Linked DNA regions of Homo sapiens: region 1 is linked to region 2. Evidence: chromatin loops called from intact Hi-C (ENCODE). Cell type or tissue: dorsolateral prefrontal cortex. All regions are shown on one strand. Links, peaks and the distances in the headings refer to the core of each region. The heading gives the core; the rest is flanking DNA.

Region 1 (7,432 bases), core at 1,502-6,501, 64 kb before region 2:
ATAGAGGAGTGATGAAGTGACATAACGCTAAAGGAGTTTTAGGAAGAGAACACTATGGCAGCAAACAGAAAGTACTGAAAATGATGACAGGAGGAAGGAAGAATGGCTTACAAATACAGCTACAGTGGTTCAGATGAAAAGTAATTAGGACCAGTTATAGAGAAGAGCAGGAGTGAAGAGGAGGTTAAGGGGCAAGTCAAAGGTAAAGTAAGCAGAATTTGAGGACTAGACTTTGAGGAGAGAGAGAAGTTAAGACTACCTCTGAGGTTTTCTTCTGGAAGATCTGAATATTAGGATGCCACTAACAGAAAGAGCATACAAAAGTAGAAACAGGTTTTGTAGGAGGTGAATTCTGCTTTGTCATGTTGAATTACAGGTATTTTCTCAACATTCATGTAGAATGTCCAGAGGTTTGGAATTGAGTGTCTAGAATTCAGGATTAGGTCAGGTTTAAAGTATATGTACCCTAATAGAAGAGATGGATCTAGGTTCCCTAAGTGTAAATAAAACAGTGAAATGAAAAGAGGACTGAGGACAGAACCTTGGGGAATTATATGTGTAATGGAGGTAGGTGGAAAAAGATGAATCCAGCAAACCAAAAAGAGCTTTAGAGTGTGCCTGGCTTAGGACAGTGTAATTAATTATGTGTAATTAATTAACTATAAGTTGTGATGATGGTGAATTGTTACTGAACACCCATTATACATCATCTTCCATTAGCTGAAAAGCTAAGCCAGATGAAGACCAATAGAGACCAGTATATTTGGCAGCTAAAAGATATCAATGATCACGAATAGGGTAATTGTTGTGCAATGATGGGAGTGGAACAGAGACTACAAGAGAAAGTAAAAAGGAAATGATGAAGGAATTTATTCTGGAAAAGTATATAAAATGGTAGAAAAGTGCTTAGTATATTTAACATGCCACCAAATAATATTGTGGAAATATTTTGCAAAAATAATTCAGGAAAATATGGCCTAATATATGCATACATATTTATATACATATGTGCATGCAGTGCTCTGTTGTTCCGTATTAGGATTTGCTCTGCAAAATTGTCCATTATTAAATGTTCACAAAAGCTGTCATATATGTTTTACAGGCAACTGTTCTATCACAAATGTACCCTAAAACTTAAAGTATAATAATAATAAAATAAAATTAAATTAAATTAAATTAAATTAGAGAAGACAAATCATATTGAGCCCCTACTACAAGAAATATATTTTATTATGGTCCCTACTTTATAGATGAGGAAAGTGGGGCTCAGAGAGAGTACTTCTCTAAGGCCACACAGCTACTACATGGTAGAGCCAGGATTACAAGTTAAGTGAAGCAACATGAAGAGTGGTTCAAAGCATGAATAATGGAGCCAGACAACCTGGATAGGAGGAACAGGGGCTTTAACACTTTTCTAACACTGTGACTTCAGGCACCCTTTCTGTGCCTGAGTTTTCTCATCTGTAAAATGTAGATAATAATAATAACAATCTACCTTTTGGTTTATTGTTATATTTGACTGACACATAGTAACACTTTAAAGACATGTTATTATCTAGTTGTAAGGTCCAAACTTTAGCCACTGGGCTATATTGTCTTCTACAGACTCTGAGAAAATACACTGTTTACTAGAGTTGGGAATTACAGAGAAAGAAACTTTATTTTCTTCATTCCACTGTAAATTTAGGATGTTTTTAAAACTATTTTCCCCAAGTTAATGAAATCTCTCTCTCACTCTCTCTCTCTCCCCACCACCCGCCCCCTCCCCCCACCCCCCACCACACACACACAGTAGCAGCTTACTTTTGGACATAGAAATTCAGAAAAGCACATCAAGTACTTCAGTCTTCTATAGTTATTTTATACAAGTTTTTTTTTTTAACTTTTCCTGGGCTATCTGCTTTCCCAGTAAATATAAAACATAAACGTAATTTATTCAAATGTGAAATTTCAAAACAACAGTCATTTGTATTAGAAGACTTAGGAAAAACATGAAGAGGAATAACCACTTAGAATGGCAGAAGAGAGCATAAGAATTCTAGAGTTGAAATGAAAAAAAATAGGCATTTTAAATTTAACTAACTAAATTCAAAGTTAGGGAGTTCATAGAAAAGAAATAAGTGGACTATATTACTTACATTTTTAATTGGTCATATTTGCATTATGAAAAAATGAAAAGATAAGACAATAGAAGTTACATTTGCAGCCTATTCTTCTTATGAACAAGTAGTCTCTTGATTATTGTGTGGCTGTGGGTACAAGGTCATACTCAAATTTGGCTTTGAGATAGAAGAAAATGCTCGCTTTAATTTGAGCATAATGTGAAATGCTAGCTCCATTTTTTAATAGCAAGACATGCCATCATATTGGTTCCTCAAATAGGTTATTCCCATTGCTTAACTTTGCAATTGTCCCTACAAGGACAAATGTTTCCTTAAAGTCATCCAAAGATAATTCACACTTCTTGCATGTCTCTCTTCCACTCTTGTCTCACTACATCTACTAAGTCTTAGGATATATATTGATACATTTTTTAGTTACAGACATTTATGGTAAGGCTCAGATGTGTATCCTAATTTTATAAATTTCAGCATTCCTAGATCTGTACAATTTATAGAACTTTGGTATCTACTAATATGATATCATTTCAAGGTCTAAACCCCTTAGGAAAGAAGAAAACTGGACTCACTGACAGGTGTGAGCTGATAGCAGAGAATCTCAGGTGTCCATCTTTGGGGATGAGAGCAGAGTGGTTCCATTTGCTACCCCCACCCCCCCGAAGGTACCACAAGGCTGGGTCTGATGGAAGAGGCATTTCTTACCTGAGGTTGAGAGAATGTTGAAATAAAGGGGCCATACAAAACTGACAATCAAAGAGAAGCCTGGTTAGGTAGATATGCAAGAGAATAAAATTTACTTGGGCCATTAGAATGAGGGTGCAGAAGCAGCCTCCTATAAGATGAGTGATTAGCTGGCTGAGGGGGAACTATGAAGCAGTGGAGTAGGATGGGTAGGGAGCAAGTTTGTCTGGGGAGAGCCATGGAGCAGTGTGGTGGAGTTGGGTGAATTAGGGGAACTCATTGCGGTTACGGGGACCTTAAGGAAGACAGAGAATTGGAATAACTGAAAAATTTAGGAATGCAAAATACAATTGGGCTTAAAAACTCACGGTCTGAAAGTTTGAGTTCAGGGCCAAACCCAGCCTTCATTGCTACTTAAATGCACTCAAACAAGGGCACATAGGGAAATCAAAGCTTGTAATTACTTTGACTATAAATGAAAAAAAACCTTGAGTATGTAGGTTGTAATTTAGGTGTCAAAGTGAAATAGTCTCTATAACTTTTTTCTAAGATTAAAAATTAAGATTTTTTTTAACTCTGTTTGTGTGTGTGTGTGTATATGTATGTGTGTGACAGAGATTCGAGCTACTTAGCTGATTGTGAAGGAACTCTCCTACACCTTGCTTATATGGAGACATGAATCTTAAATAAAACCTAGTTGCTCAATATTTTAAACTTTAAAGGTATGCTCAGACTAGACTCTGGCCAGCCTCAGTTATGTTCTGGTCAGGAGGGCTCTCTAATGATGCATAATTAGGAGTTATGCCCTCATTACTTTGAAACTGATTTGCTTCTGGGTGAATTTCTTTAGCTCTATTCTTCCAATAGTGGACTCAGTAAGCTCTTGCATAGCACCAAGAGGAAATGTGTTTAAATCCAGCTCTGGGGTGGATTCGTTGACGTGGCACCCCTCTGATCCTTTGCCAGATGTCTATCCCCAGCTGGCAAAGCTCTCCGCCTTCTTTTCAGTAGTTGTTGTCAACGCTGAGCTTCCTGCCAGCAGGGGCTGGTCTCTCCTCAATGGAGGGCAACATGCCCTCAATCAGCATTTAGATTCTTCTGTGAAGACATTCATGGATAAAATTCCCTGCTGCTTCTCATCTGCCTTCTGTTTTTGGAATTTCCCAGACATCTCTTGAACTGTTAGGCTTCTATGTGTGGCCACTGTAGGATGTGTGTTTGGGGTGGTGATTGGAGAACTGGTGATACAAACTATAGAGACCACTGGGCATGGAGCCTGAATGTTTATAGGCCTTGTTCCCATAGATCTTCAAGTGTCAAGAAGGGGGCTTATGGTGCTTGGCATATGGCCCAGAAGGTTGCATGAGTAAAGGGCCTATGGGTTGAAAGTTTTCCTTTCTTGGAAACCACACAGTGCCATAGTTAATTAAGAGTGTAGGCTCTAGAGCCAGAGAGACTGGCTTAGAATCCCAGTTCTATCTGTTGTTAGTACCGGAGTCGATTAATTGACATATAGTCTCTCAGTGACATTGGGCTAATTATATAACCTTTATGTAATTCACGCTTCTCATTTTTTAAAGTGGGAATCATGACAGTACCTTTTTCATAGGGTTCTTAATGAAAATTAAATGAACTATTTGTAAAGTGCTTTCATCAGTGCCTGGCATTTGGTAAATATTATATAATCGTTTGTTAAATAAACTAGGTTTATGTCTCCCAGGTTTAGTGGAAGGAAAACAAACATTGATTAAGAGAGATGATAAAAGCATTCTGCTTGAGTAAAAAGTAACATCTATAATTACTTTTTACCACTTATTGGCTGCTTACCATGATCTAAATACTATGCCAACCATTTTATGTAATAATAATGAACCCATTCATAGCACATGCATCTGCCAGGCACAATTACAAGCCACTTTATCCACTTTGCTCTTTTGTTCCCTGCATCAACCCTGACAGGAGTACATATATGTCTATTATTATCATCATCCCCATTGTTCTCATGAAGCAAGTTGATGTCAGATAACTTGCCCAAGGTCCCAGAGCCAGGAGTAGAACTAAATTTTGAATTCAGGCAAAATGGTCCCAGAGTCTTTGTTCTTAACCACAGTCCACACTCTCTGTCACGGAAGCCCTCCTTAATTCATCACAGCAATCTTAGGAGGAGGTATCATTATTCGCCTCATTTTGTAGAGGACAACACTAAGATTTAGAGAACTTAGCAAGCTGCCTAAGTTCACACTGCAAGTAAGTGAAGGATATTTGTGATCCAAATCAGTTTGCTAAAATTACAGAATAAAATTAATATATATCACAAAAATCTGTTGTCTGAGTGTACCAGTCATAGAGAGGGGAGGACTATAGGAAAAAATGTTATCAGGGTTGGTCTGGAAAATTCAAGATGTGGAAAGTGTAGATATGCTCAAGGACCTTCCAAACAAGTGTGTTTATAAAAACTCATCAAGAAATTACTTCTGTTTTTAGCTACTCTTGCTATCGGTCTAATTTAGTATTCTAGGGAAGTATATTTCCTCAAAGAAAATTTTAAAAAGCAGCAGAGATATGTTCGATGTTATAACGTTCACTGAAAAATATCTAAGTGCAAAATTGTATGACAACTTCTAGGAAAAAATATTCAGCCATATGGACAAATCCCTGTAAGGAAATACAAAGTAATAAAAATACTTGCTTTGTTAATATGATGAAATTGTGAATTATGAAATGTTTATTTTAACATTGCTATTTTTTTGCTAATTAAAGTCAACTTAAAAAAAAATCAACCCATTTTGTCAATGCCAATCTATGGTCAGTGTTCCTAGTTCAAGATCATGTGCCTGGCATACTAGAGTAACCTCTCCTCTCTCCCTCATTCAACAACTGTGCACTTGGCTCTTAGCTCCCGGATCCATATGCTTCCATGTGAGCCTTGCACTCCTTTGACTCTACATTTCCATTAGTGTCATCTCCTTGATTTGTAGTGTCCTCTGTTTTACCACTTGCACATCAGCATACTGCCCACCACAAAGCCTTTCATAAAGCCTGCTTTGACTAACACCAACTGGAAGTGACCTCCCCTATTCTGAATGCTTATTATCTGTAGTTGCCATTTGACATATGTGGTCTATTGTGTGTCTATCCTCTCTGTTCTTTTAGATTGTAAAGCTGAGACCCTGGTCTCTGCTGAATTTAGCATCTTTTATCATACCATACAAATTGCAGAGGAAATTCTCAATATAGCTTTGTTTATGGAGATAACAAATTGTGAAAAAGGATGGGCTCTACTCACCCTACTTTAAACTCTAACAGGTATTTTTAGCACTAAACTGTGCCTTGACCTTCAGGGCTAAAGGAATTTTCCAAACTATAGGAAAGTCAGAATTGAAATGGTCTAATATTTCAATGAATTCATTATAAATTGTGTCTCTTAGTAATTTTCATTTATCCTTAGAATTAGAAATGTAGTGTATATTATAAAATTTCTATTCAAATAGTCTATGGATTTGTATAAACAAAGGACAAGTTTTATCATCCTAGACAGATTATCTGCAGATGGGCTAAAAGTCTGGTGCTGTATTTCTGGTGCTTTGACACTTTTGTGTTTACTTGCTATTATAAAATTGCCTTCCAAATTTTTTAATAAACTTCATCAGCATAATCTTGCTTTGTGATCTTTAAACATGATATAAAAATTAATGGTTCAAAGACAAGTTTTTCCAAAGGGGAGAGATGAGATTGATCAGGCAACATTTATGTCCTATAAGCATGGTGATATAAAATTATTATTAGAGAGCCCAAGAATAAAAACTAGAACTTGGCTAAACTGTTTCTTTTTTGTTTTGTTTTTGTTTGCAGCATTTGATCCAAAAAAGTGCTTCTCAAAATTATGTATGCAAAACAAAGGAAAAGACTCTTGTGCTCTTTTTAATGCCAGATTTTATAGTGTATGCATACATGGGTCAGTATGTTTACAAAAAAATTTAAAAGGCTTCTAGAGCTTTGTCTACTTGCTCACAACTCAGCCTATAGATGACTTAAACCATGCAGCTAGTTCAGCCTCAGCTTCGTTTTTCATCAAAATGTCTTTTTGATTTTCAAATTACTTATTCATTGTGAAGAGTCTGTCTCAAAATTGAGAAATAGAGATGACTCTCTCAGTTCTCCAGTGAGGGAAACTATATGTTGGTGCCAATTGACTGGTACTTCACCTCTCTGAGTTGTAATGAAAGCCATTCTTTGTGTTTCACTTTAATGAGAAAATAAGTGGTCCAAAGATTGAAAAATAAATGACATTGAAGGAAAAAGGCAGGTAATTTAAAAGAAAGACAGAAGGAAGGAAGGAAAAAATAGAGAGCTGTTGGGAATGTCTCATTGGAATAGTTTTATAACATTCATTTATATTTTAGCATTACCTACCAGATTTTATTTTCATATCAAAATATAATCTATATTATACATAAGTTCCCTTATTAAAACTGCCTTTGGATGTTCAAAAAAATGCTATATAAAGGGAAGAGCTATATGTGAATTAGATGCCTATGTCAGTATTGCCTAACAATACAGCATTCAACACCATTCTCAAGATTAAAGAAATTAGTTCATAGTTAACATTGATTGACTTGTCCTTAGTTTTG
Region 2 (7,432 bases), core at 1,690-6,689:
GCCTTAATTCCACTGGGTTTTTTAGATTGTTTCAGTATAAAGGGGCTACTGCCAATCCTAACAGAATTACTATGTTTTGTTAACATACACATCTAAACTATATACACTATTACATTCCTAGCACATTCTATTAATTATGGACATCACTTTCATTTCAATAGTGGAATTTACATGACAACAGCTTCTGGGGCTCAGAGGAGCATCAGACCAGCATGTCACAAAATTCCCTTGTAGTGTGGGCGTTGACAGGGTTCTGTTGCAAACAAATTTGCAATGAAAATGTCTCATAATGTGCATCCACATAGAACATTCCTCAGAAAGTACCACCTTAATATTCACATAGGTCATTAACATCAGAAAAGGTAATTTCTTAATTCTTACATTAGTAAATTAAATTATTAGGAACATATAGTTATACACATATATAAGTGTGCAAAAAATGTCTTAAACATTTAGCAAAGATGTCTGGACATAGAATTGCCATCTTTGTATTCTCTCCTGTAACTGTGTGAAGCTTTTGTATTTTATAAGTCCTAGAGAAATGTTGGATGAAGAATCTGAATCAGACAAGAGGATGAACTAGTCCAGAAGGTTTATAATAGGAATTAAGTAACAAGATAAAATATAATCAGGAGAAAATTAAGCTGAATATCACAACAAAGTTCTTAATAGGGAGAACCATTAGACTGAAATAGTCTTTCAAAGACTCTGGAAGAAGTCATTACGTGATCCATTTAAAGTCAGACTGGACTGAAGTACTCCAAAATACAGTAGGCTATGGGGACCAAGCCTACATTAGAAGTAGAAGGAGGGGTATGAGCTAATAGTTTTTGCCGTCTCAGTGATTACTATGATGATACTCATTTTATGTGTTCAGACTTGGTAGATAATCTTCTATCATTTTATGCTCCTCCTTGGGAGCAATTTCAACAAATTCATCTAATGCAGTATTGGATCCATTTAGTGGAGTCTCAAAAGATGTGAGAATGCACAATAAACTCAGTTTAAAATAGCAAAGTGAGACAACTGTGAGTAAACACGTACTCCTTTTTTTGAGAATTACTCCTGGAGAAAACAAGTCTCACGCTGGAACTTTGGCCACATTCCAGTGTGCGTAACTGAATCCTGCCCTCCTTGTTTTACAATAGTGATTAGGTATTCATTTTCATTTCTTTTGTTTAGTAGAATATTGGGATGATGTTTAGTGCAGGAAAACAATTGGAAAATTCACCCCCAAGCCAATGTGCTACATTTTGGCAGGAGGTAGCTAGTATCCTGGAAAAACCTCATGCTTCATTTTGCGACTGATCACTATTAGAAGAATGGACAAGAAAGACAACAGTTTTATTTGGCAAAAAGATAGTTCGACATGAAATAAAAGTGAGGAAAATGTACCCAGGGAAGTTGTAAAATGTTATTGCTGAGAATCTTTCAAAATAAGAACATCTTCAATTGTGTGATTCCAGCTAATCACCTGTCATAGAGAAGTGAAGCAGTGAGCTTTTGACAATTATCCCCATTCTTTTATTCAATACAAATATTAATTTCAACTTAAACATAAAGCTCAATCAATTTCGTTATATTTGCATTTGTTCAACTTACCAATTTTAATTACAGTGATATAAAATTAAAGATGAGCTCATCATTTTGATATGTGTAGTTGTGGGTTAAATCATCGGATTTATACTCCTTTTCACATGTATACCACAACTTTTTAAAAAGCCCATTGTGCAAAAATAAGTAGGTCACAGAGTATATTTTAATTATAAGATTTTTTTGTGTGTGTGGCTTTCCACACATTTTCTTGTTACTGATCATATATTCCTGAAGTTTGAAAAATACCATTCAATTTAAATAAATAGAAAGACATCTGTTTCAAGCTCCAAAGTGTGGCCTATTCATTGTACTGGCATAATTTTCTATGATTTAGGTTTCACATTTCACTGGTAAGGGCCTAACTCATAAAACCACAGTTTTATACCTAGATATATAGTATCTAGGGGCAGGAGGGGTTTCAATGCTAAAAGGTATTGTTGCCATATTCTTTTTCATCTAATAAAGGTAGATATTCTGGAATTTCATTGTTTTATTTGTTAAGGTATAGGTTTCAAGACTTCCTTTCCTCATTTTCCATCCTGAGCTCCTGTGTTACTCTGAACATAAGATAGCCTTTGGGCATGTATATTCAAAATATCTATGTACTCCTGCTGGGTGATCAAAACCCAATAAGATTGACAGCTAAAGTCTACAGGTGTAAGAAATCTTTGTAAATATAAAACACTACCCATTGTGAAAGGAAAAGTATTACAATAATTTCTGGCATACAATAGCTTCCAAATATATTCAAATTCTATTGGGCTGATTTTAGAAACAAGGTACGTAGGAATATAGAATCATATTTATTCATTAGAGTGTCCTAAGCATCTTTGTTAGGAACTGTTATCCATAGTTTAGCATAGTGGCAATCTAGATTACTTTAGTAATGCCTATATTGAATATACTTCTGCAAACAATTAGAATTCAGAGAGGAATCTTAAAGTGTGTGATCAGATAAACCAAAGCAGACTCCACCCCCTAAACTCCCTCCCACCCCCCCCCACCCCCCCACCCCCACCCCCCCGCCCACCACAAAGAAACATACTGTAGCTGTGCTGGACAGTTCTAAGAAATTCAAGCAAAGAAACTCTAAGGAACTATTGTTGGTACTTAACTCACACCTACCTCAACTCACATTAACCTCAACTTTGAATATTCCAATATGTACCTACATATAGACCCCAAACATATCTATTACTATTCAAATAGTAGAAATATTTTTATAAGCAAATTAGTTGAGTCCTTAACCAAAGATCTTTAGAGGTGTATAGTTTTGTTTTTCAAAATTTACAATATCTAAAATACTTAAAGTGGGAGAATCCTTCCTTAATATATTTACCTAAAAGTGTTGTACCTTAGAGAATTGTCCACCTTTGATAACCCAAGGAATAACTAGAAAGAAATTTAAATGAAATCCTTAAGAAACAAGCTTATTGGATATATCACCTAGTCTATTTTTGGATCGCAAATCTCCCGCCCTCTCTGAGTTATCTCACTGTCAGATAAGAAAATGGAACAGGGTCGATGAAAAGATATGCTCCCTGTCTGGCTTTTCGATTTTTCACTCAAGCCAAAAGGAGCAAAGGGCAGTGAGTTAAGGCTCCTTTCCAACCCTGCTTGCGGGAGGGCAAACCTCTGGCCGCCTCCGGCTTCGGAGCTTATCTGGGCTGCATGGACCAGGTCTCGCTGACCGTTGCCCACCTCTGCCTGCAACCTCCACACCCACATGAAACCGCCCGTATCCACGGATTCCTGTGCACAAAGCCTTAGGGAGCCCCCAAATAGAAACAAATTCTGAGCCCAGAGCTGAGATGGAGGTGGTTGGCTGATGAGACTGGTCTCTCTGGGGTCTGCGAGTGCTAGTTCGTCCCTTCACCTCTCGCACCCTGGCCGCAGATCTATGCCCTGAAATCTCCCTCCTCCCAGACACAGACGTGGGCGCACACACACAAACTCTCACTCATGCACACCCACATCGCCTCTGCCCTCCACCCTTCCCACTCCAGTCAGGACTGTAGGGACTGGTCCATGCTCTACCTCAACTTTCCCGGCTGCGCCTGCCCCACGCGGCACCCGAGCTTCCGCGCCCTGGCTGGGCGCCCTCCAGAGGGACACGTCCTCCTCTGGGACCCTTACCTCGCACCGACAACTCCTGGCAGGAACTGGAGCTGACCGCGGTGGCAGCGGCGGCGGTGAGCCTGCACCCGGGCTCTGGCTCATGGTTGGTCCTCCTCATCCGACACAAAAGAGGTAGCTTACTGGCTTTGTCCTTTCCAAATCCAAGGGAGAACTTATTTTGCCCTCGAAATGGCCAACTTGTGCGCGCAGCTTCCTGTCACAGTGCCCCCTGCCCCTGCCCCCTCCCGGCTGCACGCTGGACCACTGCCCGGTGGCAGAACATCCAGGCATCCGAGTCAGTGGGGAGTGGGAAAACGGAGGGGTGGAGTAGAAGAGAGGGAGGAGGTTGGGGAAAGAGGGGACCCAGTGGTCTTCCGCGGAGGGGAGGGGAGCTCTTCCCAGCCGAGTCCCCTCCTCCTTCTCTTATCAGGCAAACCCACTTCCTAGGCGCGGAAGCAACTTTCCTTCACCTTGACCAGGCTGAAGCCGTCGCATCTAATTGGGACTCTTGGCAGAAGCACGGACCTCCTGGCATCCTCTCCTTTTCATTCTTTCCTCCCTCTCTCGTTCTTTTCCCTCCCCCACCCTCCCTCTTATAAGGGTATATCTGCAGAGTCTTCAGTGAGCCAGGGTACCTAGACGAGAGGATTTTTATACGAAAAGCCAGGGTAGATTTGCCGACTGCTTTGCCTCACTCTGAAATCCTTAGGCAGTGCATGCAAAGGTCGGTGAATTTCGGAGTGGGGTGAAGGGGCATGGGGCGGTAGGGAGGGTGGCGGCTCCAACTTTAAAGCTCTGCTAGAGCGCTTGGCTTTCAGGTAAGCAGGGACTAACAGTCCTTACAAGAACTCTCCTGTGGTCCCTGGGCAGGGGGCTGACCGCATGCCAGAGGAGATTAGGAGAGCGGGAGCAGAGAGGGAGTGTGAGAGCCAGGGAGGCCGGTACGCAGCTCAGCCGTACTCGCGACTCAACTGCACACTGCGAGCCCCTGGAGAGGGTTTGTGCAGAACAATCTCTGGGTCAGGCGGGAGGCAGACGCTCCTGTTTCCTAGCAACCCTTATCAATCTTCTCCCTCTGAAGGAATTCAATTGGACAGCCCCTGGAGAAAAGCCACGCCCATCCGGGAATGCTGGGCTGCTGCTTTTTCGCATTCTCCCAAATTTCTTGGGTGGAATAAGATTATAGGGGACTGCTGAATTATCTTTCTTCTTATCCTTTTCTGCTACCACCTCGCCTCTTAAAGCTACCCCCAGCACCCCCTCATTGGTCCTTCTCTAGTCCTGCTATGGTTGTCGGATACAGTCAATGTTTCCTACAGAACCTCTTCTTTCTTCTTAAAAATAAATAAATAAATAGGAACCTTAAATCGGTGACGTAGGCACAAAAGAGAAAAAGGCACGCGGAAACAGCTTTAATAGGCTGCCAGCTACAGATAAAATCCTAAAGGTAAAATTCCAGGCATCTTTCTATGTCTAGAAACACATACTGTTTAATTTCCAAATTGAAACTTCATTAATTTTTGTACTCTAATATACTAACTTTGTATTAACCAAGGACTGAATTATATGAAGCCAGACACAATTAAACTTAATGCTTTAAATGCTACATTTAGTCTTTAATATTTAATGTTAAGTTGTTTAACAATTGCTGTCTTTTGTAACCTAGCCAGAACTTTTAAACTACAGAAATAATTTTACCTACTGATTCTTTTAGAGGGACAGCAATATTTAAAAGACACATGTGCATATATATATATATATATATATATATATATATATTTCATTGTGAACTCCACTAGATCCAGAAATTTGAATATATTAAAAAATAAAGTGTTATTATATAGTGAAATGCTAAAATTTTAGAAGTCCCCCTTTCAACGTATTCTTTCTGGAATGCAATAGCATTGACCACGTACAAGCAAAATTCCTCTTCCTTTGTGTTTCATTAGTATTTTCCAGCATGAATTGTTCACCAAAAAAAGATCTTTATAGGAATTTAATTTTAATTTTAAGAATTTATTTACTTTTAACAATGTCTGCCCAATAGACAACTGTATATCAAGGGGCAATGACATGAACATGAGAAAGATAAAGATTTATACACTGCAAGGCTTCAGATCCTCATGAAGCTGTGTGGGTAGATTTTGGTCTCTTTCAGAACGTTCCAGAAGACATCATTTTGCGCTTCCAAGACCTTATCAGAATTAGCTGGGATTGAGAGAAGTAGAAGAGAGCTGATGTTTTTGTCTCACACACACAAAAGTAGCTGATGTTTGCACAACGGAAAGTGCTGATAAACTGCACTCCATAGTCTGTATCTAGCTGTTAACTAAGGCTTGTGGTGAGTAGAGGCTGAAATGCTGAGGCAAATTATCAGTCTGTTATCAGATATTGCCTGATGAGACACTTCTTTCCTCTCCCACGTTACGCCATACACACAAAGGAATTCCTCAATGTGAATCCTGAATTTTCATCACTTCCTAGCTGCGTGAACTTGGGCAAGTTTCTTAACCTGCCTATATGTCAGTTTCATCATCTGTAAAATGGGAATAACAATTGCTCATACCTCAGAATTATTTTGAGGATTAGTAAATCCATGTAAGAAGCATATAAATATTAGTTACTATTAAAAATCCCTGGTTTATATAATAGTTAACTGATGGTATTTTAATTGTTGAGCATATTTAATTGAAAGCAATTAGTCTTCACTGTTTAAATTCGTCATTGATCGGGAATATAGATTGGCTTTTAATGTTTATTTGTTGGTGTGTGTGTGTGTGTGTGTGTGTGTGTGTGTGTGTGTGTGTGTTTTCGAGTTACTTTTAAAAGCCTCAAGGGATAGGTCTAAATAAAAACCTCTGACTAAGTAACATGTCAATTAAGAGATTACATTATCCCTCTCTTCACACCCTCCCCAAGTATTCTAGCTGGGCTCCATTTCTAAACAATCCTAGTTCCTTTTCTTAATTACATCTGATGTATCAAGTTTCTCAAATATTTTTCAAGTGAAACACATGTATTTGGGCATCTAGATCACTCCTTGTAGCTCATATTTTTATTAGTTTATCTAAATTTCACTAATTCATCTATATTTGTTTGAGTAACTAAATCATGATGTTTTTTCTTAGGAGTCTTTACCATTAACACTTGGACTTCTTTACAGTGATTTTTTAAATATGGCCTGTAGGCTGGGGGCGGTGGCTTACGCCTGTAATCCCAACACTTTGGGAAGCTGAGGTGGGTGGATCACCTGAGGCCAGGAGGTTGAGACCAGCCTGGCAAACATGGTGAAAACCCCTCTCTACTAAAAATACAAAAAATTAGCTGAACATGTGGTGGGTGCCTGTAATCCCAGCTACTAGGGAGGCTGAGGCAGGAGAATCACTTGAACCCAGGAGGTAGAGGTTGCAGTGAGCCAAGATCACACCACTGCACTCCAGCCTGGGCAATAAGAGTGAAACTCCACCTCAAACAAAAACAAAAAACAAATAAATATGGCCTGTAAAGTGTCCCATCTTTCATCCAGAATAAACGTTGAAAATGGAAGTACTGTCATCATTAATTACAAATAAAATGGCTTCCATGTCCCCATGCTGATCCATAGTTTACTCTCACTAGCATTCTCTTTGAAGCAAACCTCCATTTTGCTTCAGAGATCAATTTCTTTGTTGGTTTCTACTACCAGTCAGAAATGCACTGTTCTCTTTGAAGCAAACCT

Evidence for each region. Peaks named below come from ENCODE experiments on the same cell type or tissue, not always from the same donor. Only the 100,000 strongest peaks of a DNase experiment are listed, where the experiment ranks them.
Region 1: a loop joins it to region 2, with 2.8 times the contacts of the local background. A loop is called at or near these places in 4 of 110 quality-filtered maps.

The regions. Positions count from the first base shown.
Region 1 is chr7:86,704,912-86,712,343 of GRCh38, reverse strand. All of the region lies in intron 1 of GRM3 (glutamate metabotropic receptor 3), which reads right to left. Among named protein-coding and RNA genes, the nearest start is that of GRM3, 65 kb to the right of the region's middle. RefSeq lists an enhancer at 3,598-4,122. In dorsolateral prefrontal cortex, for the core only: no CTCF peak of the experiment used is centred there; a DNase peak (open chromatin) is centred at 3,793; H3K27ac peaks cover 4,593 bases.
Region 2 is chr7:86,641,173-86,648,604 of GRCh38, reverse strand. GRM3 (glutamate metabotropic receptor 3) reads right to left here and starts at 4,696. Exons shown (of 6, transcript NM_000840.3): 1 at 3,733-4,696. In dorsolateral prefrontal cortex, for the core only: CTCF peaks have their summits at 3,520 and 3,729 (motif pointing left); DNase peaks (open chromatin) are centred at 3,265, 3,674, 3,774 and 4,744; H3K4me3 peaks cover 4,462 bases; H3K27ac peaks cover 4,704 bases.